Regions from separate parts of the Homo sapiens genome. Here region 1 is linked to region 2. Evidence: read pairs that join two places in POLR2A ChIA-PET (ENCODE). Cell type or tissue: CD4-positive, alpha-beta T cell. All regions are shown on one strand. Each heading gives the region's core, and the rest is flanking DNA. Links, peaks and the distances in the headings are about the cores only. Region 1 has its middle 30 kb from the start of BUD13. Region 2 overlaps SIK3 (SIK family kinase 3).

What was found. ChIA-PET counts read pairs that join two places held together with the same protein. Peaks named below come from ENCODE experiments on the same cell type or tissue, not always from the same donor. Only the 100,000 strongest peaks of a DNase experiment are listed, where the experiment ranks them.
Region 1: POLR2A ChIA-PET joins it to region 2 with 5 read pairs; 2 of 35 experiments call an interaction of 5 or more read pairs at or near these places.

Annotation. Positions count from the first base shown.
Region 1 is chr11:116,740,391-116,744,782 of GRCh38, forward strand. No RefSeq gene overlaps it. Among named protein-coding and RNA genes, the nearest start is that of BUD13, 30 kb to the right of the region's middle. RefSeq lists a silencer at 2,577-2,676. In CD4-positive, alpha-beta T cell, for the core only: no CTCF peak of the experiment used is centred there; a DNase peak (open chromatin) is centred at 2,601.
Region 2 is chr11:116,884,922-116,889,313 of GRCh38, forward strand. All of the region lies in intron 6 of SIK3 (SIK family kinase 3), which reads right to left. Among named protein-coding and RNA genes, the nearest start is that of APOA1, 49 kb to the left of the region's middle. In CD4-positive, alpha-beta T cell, for the core only: no CTCF peak of the experiment used is centred there; no DNase peak of the experiment used is centred there.

The DNA.
Region 1 (4,392 bases), core at 181-4,180, 140 kb before region 2:
CCCGTCTCTATTAAAAATACAAAAATTAGCCGGGCATGGTGGCAGGAGCCTGTAATCCCAGCTACTCAGGAGGCTGAGGCAGGAGAATCACTTGAACCCGGGAGGCGGAGGTTGCAGTGAGCTGAGATTGCGCCACTGCACTCCAGCCTGAGGGACAAGAGCGAGACTCTGTATCAAAAAAAAAAACAAAAAATAAATAAATAAGGAAACTGTGGCTCAGAGAAGTTAAGTAACTTGATAGGAGGTAACATGGACTACTTTTTGATGACCTCTCACTCTAGGAGACTGACCACCACTGACTTCCCCTACTAAGCCCAATTAATGAAGGGAAGGTCAGAAGGACCCCCCCTCGCCCCCCCTCAACCCCCCACAAACTGAACTTCCCACTGGGGGGAGCAGCAGAAGGGAGCTGCTTTTCAGCAGTTGGAAGCCCAGGAGGAAATAGCCCCAGGAGATGTTAAATACCACCTGAAGCCCCTTGGCATGGCTCCATCCTGCAGCATTATTTTTACCCCGGGCAGCAAACATATCCAGCATGTGCAGAAGGAAACTGCCCCCGGCTGGCAGCCCACTACTTAATCTGCATGAAGAGCTGAGCTGGCCAAAGCAGGAGACGGCCATCCTGGCTGGCAACAGCACTGTCAAATTTGATGGGGACACAGTGACCAGGGTAAAGTGCCCAAGCTCTCTGTCAACAAGTAATCAGCATGAAGGTCCTATAACTTCAGGATGTATGGGGGAAAACAAGGAAGAGTTTATCCTGCTGGGATATCCCAACCCCCCTTTTCTTGGGAGACCCAGAAATGTGGCTCTCCCTAATCTACAACCATTCACAGACTGATCTCTCCCTGACAACAGAGGTAATGTAAGTACGCACTGAACATACACGTTTGACACACAGTAAGTACTTAATGAAAGAGAGCAATTAAAACAATAATTTTTTTCCCAGACAGGCATTCCTCTCTTCCCAGAGGTCTTGTCTACCACCTCCCAAGCCCCTGGCAAAAAGAGACAAGGGGCCAGGCGCAGTGGCTCACGCCTATAATCCCAACACTTTGGGAGGCAAGGTGGGCGGATCACCTGAGATCAGGAGTTTGAGACCAGCCTGACCAACATGGTGAAACCCGGTCTCTACTGAAAATACAAAAATCAGCTGGGTGTGGTGGCGCACATCTGTAATCCCAGCTACTGGGGAGGCTGAGGCAGAAGAATTGCCTGAACCCAGGAGGCAGAGGTTACAGTGAGCTGAGATCGCGCCACTGTACTCCAGCCTGGGTGACAGAATGAAACTGTCTCAAAACACACACACACACACACACACACACACACACACACGAGTCAAGGGCACGTGCCCCTCTAACACACTTGGTTAGGATCTTCAAAGCCGAGTTCCAAACTGAAACTACCAGCAAGCAGTTCTTCCAGGACTGGGGAACTCAGCTTCAAGTACACTAGGACCTCCTTGCAGAGGCTATGAGAACCCCTGGTAAGAACTGCTCTGGACAGGAAACAGTCCCTTGGACTGCCCCCTCACCTCTTACCTTGCTACTGGAGTGAAGATAGGTGGGGGTGACAACTGCAGGGAGAGGAATCTGTTGTTTAAATTCTGACTCTTTCCCAACTCAGAGCGATTTTGAGCAAGTTAACCTCTCTGCACAATTGCTTCCTCTCCTACTAAAAGGAAAATAAAGAAAACAGGCCCTGTTTACTAAGCACTAGAGATTGCATTTTTACGTGTGACAGGATAAAGTCACACACTTTGTAATTCCTTAGCTGACAGAGGGCGCTGGATGTGATATGCGGAGGGAAAGACTGACTCCTTTTTCAGCAGACTGCTCTCTGTCCCCTCCCAAGGGGGTGGGTTCACAGGTACTGCCTGAGTATCAACCTACCACCAAGATCGCCCACGTGCCCTTGTTTTCTGAAAGGGTGAAGCTGTATAAGGCCAAGATCAACACCATCAAGTTTGAATCATTCAGGAGAGATAAAGGAGAGACTGAGTCATTCCAGTCTATTACTACGTCTATTACTACTATTATATTCTATCTGAGCCAGAGTGTCTGCTCAGTGATTCTTCTTTTTTGTTGTTTTTACATTTTTTAAATTTTATTTATTTCATTGAGATGGGGTCTCATTGTCCAGGCTGGTCCTGAACTCCTGTGCTTAAGTGATCCTCCCACTTGACCTCTTGAGTAGCTGGAATTACAGGAATGCACTACCATTCCCGGCCTGTTTTAATATTTTTAAATTCAGATATAATTATCATACCATAAAGTTCACCCTTTTAAAATGTACAATTCAGAGGTTTTTCACATTGCTCATGGCTTCTTAAGTCTAAACTTGAAAGTGGAGGAGGCGCAAGAAAGGAGATTTGATTAAAAGGAAAAAAAAAATCTTCCACGTAGAGAAAGGTTTCCAAAGCCCAAGTAAGGGAGATTCTGGTCAAAACCTAAATACTAGGTCTCTCTCTTGAAAATCTTTTCCATATTGGAAACAGGATTATGTTCTAGATCTAAGGCCTACTATTATTAAGTGTGTATAGACCCAGGGCTCCGCTTTCGCCAGTCTAGAAAAGGCATATCACACTGCCCTCTAGTAGACAGCCTAGGAAATGACAGTCAGCTAGGGACTGGACAGGCTTGCGATCTCTGCCCTACAAGATGTGCTGTGTTCTCACACTTACAGGCAGAGAAATTGGAGGGGGTGGAGTTTTTAAATGTTCACTAATGCCTACTAAATAAACATAGAGCTCACCTGAAACAGAATCTAACTGCTTTCCCTACACCTTAATCTCTGCTTAAAAATAAATAATACATTCCTGCGCATGCCTGTAATCTCAGCTACTCGGAAGACTGAGGCAGAATTGCTTGAACCCAGGAGGTGGAGGTCGCAGTGAGCCGAGATCGTGCCACTGCACTCCAGCCTAAGCGACAGAGCGAGACTCGGTCTCAAAAAAATAAAAAATGAATAAATAAATAAATAATACATTCCTTTGTTAAGGGAAAAAAAGTGATTTCAGATTTCTAAAGCCTCTGAGCCTCTTAAGAGTGAGGTGTTCCTAAGAAACAGCGTGAGGGTCCCACAAAAATGAAGTTAAAACCCGAACCCATACAGAAACAAAACCTAGCTGTGCAGAAGGGGTGTGACAATGAGCTAGGAGTTGAATGCCTCCTCTGCCACCTTGGGAAGGCGAGACAGTAGGATCACAGCCCACAAGTTTCAAGCATGCCATAGCACTCCAGCCTGGGCAACACAGCAAGATCTGAGCTGTAAAAATAAATAAAGTACTTCCATCTCATAAATGCTGATTCTCGACACAATTCCAGTTTACATTTTATCTCCCTACCTAAGCCCTTCTCTGACAATCACTGGCCAGAGTTAGGGAAGAGACATCCCTAACTTGGTAGTGACCCCAACTGATACTCCCTTCGGGATTTTCAGGTCTCAAAACTATTTAAAAATCTATGTATGTCTCAAATGGCTGGGGGATGGACAGCCTTTCTTTACAAGTCTGAGAAGTATATAATGTGGCAAAGATAATATGTTATGTGTCCAACAACATCCATTTATCCCTTCTTCCTGATGCATATTATATGCCTCGGGCTCCTTTGCATTAAGAGGGAGCCTTGTGACTAGGTTCTTACCAACAGAATATGAGTAGAAGTGTGTGCCGCTTCTAGAGCTAGCCGGTAACATCTGCCAAGCAATCCTTCACGTTCTGCTCAACTCACTAAAATGGTAATGCCCAACACAACCTTGGAAGCCATAGTGAAGCTGGCATCAGCCTGATCCCTAAACAACTTCATAGAGTATCTCACTCCTACTTTCTCAACCTGAAACGACCTGCATGTTACACGAGTGAGCAGGGGGGAAACACATGTCTATTTGGAGTCTGCTTTAGCAGTTTAGTCTACCCTAACTAATATGGGTACTAAATGTCAATTCCATGAAACCAGACCTTGCTTCTGGAGCTGCACTTAGGGCTTCAGGTGCACAGAACTGAGTTATCACAGGCCTGAGTTCATGATACACGATCACTTTCATCCATGCAAAGCCCTCTTTGCTTCCCTTTCCCCGCTTCATTCTCCATTCTAGTCTCATTCTGTTCCCTCCCACAAACCTATTCTACTGATTAAGGTGTATATCCTCCTTATAAAATAATATCACTTCATGTGTTTATATAGCTGATTTTTGCTTTAAATTTCACTGTTCCTTATTTTTTCACTTGAAGTCTACCATTTCACGAAATTCCTAACAGCTTGCATTTGACTTAAAAAAAAAACTCCATTATATGCATATACCACATTTTACTTATCAATTTCCTTAGTGATGGACATCTAAGTTTTTTCCAAATTCTTGCCACCCAAACTATACATAGAAAAACATCCTTGT
Region 2 (4,392 bases), core at 236-4,235:
AAAAAACTGTCATGTTTTGAAACATTTATTTTCAGTTGCTCGGGGGAAGAAAAATGGAAGTCCCACACTTCAGTAAAATTTCAAAAATGATATTCCAACAGTAAGATATCAGAAAAGAAGGTGGAGAATTATCCATTTAACTATAAATTCCAACCCTAGTGGTTTCTGCAAATTATTGTAATCAGAATATCCTGGAATAGAAATAAAGTTCTTTATATCTCTAAATTCTGTGAGACACTTTCAGTGACTGAACATAGAGGCCATAGGGAGATGGCCTGGAACACTTTCGCAAAGAGATGGAGCCCATAAGAAAAGTTTCTTTAGGAATCAATAAACATGCACTGAGAGGCTTTTCTCTTCAGTTTTACCAAGTTTATCAACCCGAGACAGACCACAAAGAAAAGGTTTTGACCCATGTATATCCATTTATTAGAAAAATGACACCTATTTCTTGAACTTCCTTACTTTCGATCAGTTTTTCTAGGTGGGCATGATGCTGCCAGAATTAAAATTCAGAAATCAGGAAATCCTGGCCTAAAGGGTAGGGATGCCAAGATTTAGCTCTAGCCCAACCCTGAAAAGATCCTGGCTTGCTATACTGTTTTACAGGAGGCTGTCCATCTTGTGGTTTACATTCTAGTATCTTTTGACTCCTAGTATCAGTCATTACAGTTTAAGAAAATTCTGCCTCCAGGTCCAATACAGAGTTCCTGCTACTCGTTTTTCAGTAAGTAATCCCGATGCAGACAAATATATCCATTCTATGACTCTCTTGATTCTTGGACTAACTTACTATGTATTTATTGAGAATGAAAATACAAACACATATGGTTAGATGGTCTCTGAAGCCAGACTGCCTGGGTTCAAATCTCAGCTTTGCCACTTACTAGATGTGCATCTTGGGCATGTTACTTAACCTTATCATGCCTCAGTTTTCTTATTTATCAAATAACCTCTCATACAGTTTACCTCATAAAACAGCTTACCTCAGACAGTTGTTCTGAACATTAAATAAGGTAATGCAACAGTGCCTGGTACATAGAAAGTGGTCAATAAATGTTGACTATTATCCATATCTCTGAAGTCCTTCCACTTGGAATGTCCTTCTTTTATTTTTCTATTTAGGGTTGCCATAAGCCAGGAGACAGCTGGTTTGAAAAGGCTAATAATAAATAGGGCAGTACCACTATTTATCTACTGGTTTTTAGTTATGTTAGGTCATGGGAATGAACACGGCTGGCCTGTTTCACTCTGAAGTAGTTCTTAACCTCTTTTCTGACATCAGCTGTGATTTCTACATTCACTGACATGAAAGCACTACATAGATTTTTCTCTCTGGCGGTGCAGTGTGTCTCAAAAGGTATGAGAAAACTGCTTTGAGGACTCTGAGCCCCTCGGTATATGGAGACTTGGTGGGTGAGCCAATTTAATCCCTTGCCCCATTGGTTCTAAACAAAGTGCTTTTAGCCAAGCAAGATGCTGTGTGGTTCTTGATGAGTAAGCCTATCAGGGCAGAGTTGTTTGCCTCTAAGTAGAAGCTTTTTGGCAGTAGCTGCAGGTTACATTCTCCATCAGAAGCATTATGTAAGCCTGGGTTTTGCGTTCCCAGTAATAAAATGCTCATGCAGTATTACAATTAATTAAGTCACAATGAAGTCTAATCAATAAAGACTCAAAAATATTGTCCACAAGAGATCTCTATGCCTTCACTAACGCTGCAGTTTTTTCACTGTAAATTAATTTTCCTTCAGTTAAATAAACGATCTTAGTATGTCTGCTAGCAGGTGGTACAACAGGGGAATAGGGTAAACTAGGCTTTAAGTATGTTGTTAAAAAAATATATTGAATGAATCTGGTGCTCAAAAAATTTAAGTTATTTGCATCCATCGGTGGAAGGGCAGATCAGAGGAAATATTTGCCAACACATGAAGCCAGGCCAGGTTTCACCTTCCACAACAGCTCAAGAAAACAGCAAGTTTCAACTTTTAATCCTTCTATAATTTAGACTCAGGGTTTTATCAAACTGCTCTTTGGGATGCTCTGAGAAGTTTAATCCAAAAACACTGGCCTGGATCAAACTTATTTTACTTAAGGAATAGGAAGCAAACTCTACAGTAGATCAAAACACCCTTTTACACCTAAAAGTCATTTGACTTGGTCACCTTCACAATAACTCATATAACAAAACTACATAAAACCATGGCTGGGCGTGATGGCTCACGCCTATGATCCCAGCATTTTGGGAGGCAGAGCCAGGCGGATTGCTTGAACCTAGGAGTTCAAGACCAGCCTGGGCAACATGATGAAAATCTTGTCTCTACACTAAAAAAAAAAAAAAAAAAAAAGTATATAAAACCAAGTGGTTTGATGAATAAATAATTTAGATCATGTTAATAATATAATACAAGAGTCTGGCAGGGCACGGTGGCTCACGTCTGTAATCCCAGCACTTTGGGAAGCCGAGGCGGGCAGATCACTTGAGGCCAGGAGTTCAAGACCAGCCTGGCCAACATGACGAGACCCCGTCTCCACTAAAAATACAAAAATTAGCTGGGTGTGGTGGCACGCACCTGTAGTCCCAGCCACCCAGGAGGCTGAGGCAAGAGAATCACTTGAACCCAGGAGGCGGAAGTTGCCGTGAGCTGAGGTCGCACCACTGCACTCCAGCCTGGGCGGCAAAATCTGTCTCCCAAAAAAAAAAAAAAACAAGAGTCTGATATAAGATTCCATAGTTAAGTAGTGATGACTCAGTTTTTCATTCAAAAACACTTACTGAATGCTTATGTCTTACCAGGGGCTGTCAGGTTTTATGGAAGGTATTGAGTGTAAAACACAGCTCTGATAATCAAGAGGCTTACATTCTAGTGGGGAGAGGAGGAAGACACATACATAATTATAAAAACTAGGTGGTATACAATCAACCTAGCCTCAAATAAATCCTCTTTTAAATGTATGCCACTGTCATTCCAACTTGAAAATATATGTCTTTAGTACATCTCAGGATGCCTATGAAAGGAAACTTGTGTCAAACAAACAACACCAGGCATAGAAATATACATGAATTGTGAGGATACTTCATTCCACACATTACTGACAATAGAGAGCAGCTTAGAATTCTTGAGCTAACTATATCCATTTGCAGAGCATGGCCTCCCACACAGCTGTATGTAGCTACTCTGGAATTCAACTTGGCTAGAAGCAGCTACATGGTAGAGGCTTTGCCCTCTGGTCTTCCAAGTGATCATTTAGAACACTATACCAGCTCTGCTGGAGTTTCTAGACCCTTCAGGAAGAAAAACAGATAAACTCAGCTCAAGCCTATGACAACAGCTGAGAAAAGGAAGGATCTTGTGCATAAGGAATTCTCTCAATCACGCTATCTCCCGTAATACAGCAATAGCAGCTGGCCTCACAGGCTGAAAAGCAGCCAGCACTCGCCTCCATCAGAAGACTATGCTCCAGGTCTACTGAGATACAACTGTGCCCAGAAACACGAGGCGTAAGCAGAAAAAGGACTCTGGGACAGACTCTAAACTTCCTTCACCTGACACTTTCTGGTACTTGAAGGTTGTCTAAGCTAAGAAAAGCCTAAATAACCGATGAATTCATTTTCTGCTATGCCTTATCCTTTTGAAGTATTCTCTAATGGGCCTTGGGATTTAGGCCTATGACATTCAGCAATGCCAAGCACATGTATATTACCAAGGGCCAGAGAGATCATATTGGTAATATAGCAAGTATCTACTGACTTCCTACCCTGGTTGTTTCTCATTCTCTGTACTAATCATACAAAAACTTGTATTGCTACTTAGGGAATTATTTAACTGGGATTAAAGAGCGACTACGTTTAGGATAATCCTGTTGGCTTTCTCTGAGTCTTGAAGCTTTCAGGTTAACTAACATCATATTACAAATAATAGTTCTAAGCAGTTAGACTGTTAGTTTATTTCTAAGCACTAATAGACAGTGTGGCTGACAGCATGCTTAGCTGTTTTCTAGGACCCCCTATCTGAAGCCGGCTCCGGGAAGGGTTCAGTAAGAATCTCTTGCCATGGTGTGAGGTGATGGGGGTGGAGGATAGAAAAGATCCAAGTTGCTCACAGGAAACACTGTGGACATTGGAAAAGTAAAGGAAGTGGTTTATCTTGCTCTTTTTGCAACAGTATGGTGTAGTAAAACAAACACTAAATTTGAATACTGACCTAGTTACTTATTACCTGTGTGGCTTTGGCAAGTTAACTCATTTCTCTAAACTTCAGCTTCCAAAACTTCATCAGCAAGATGATAAAATATGTGCTATTACCTATTCTAAAATATAGTTATGTAGCTCAAATTAGATTAAGTAAAAGAAAATAATTTAGGTTGCGTATGCTGGCTTCTGCCCATAATCCC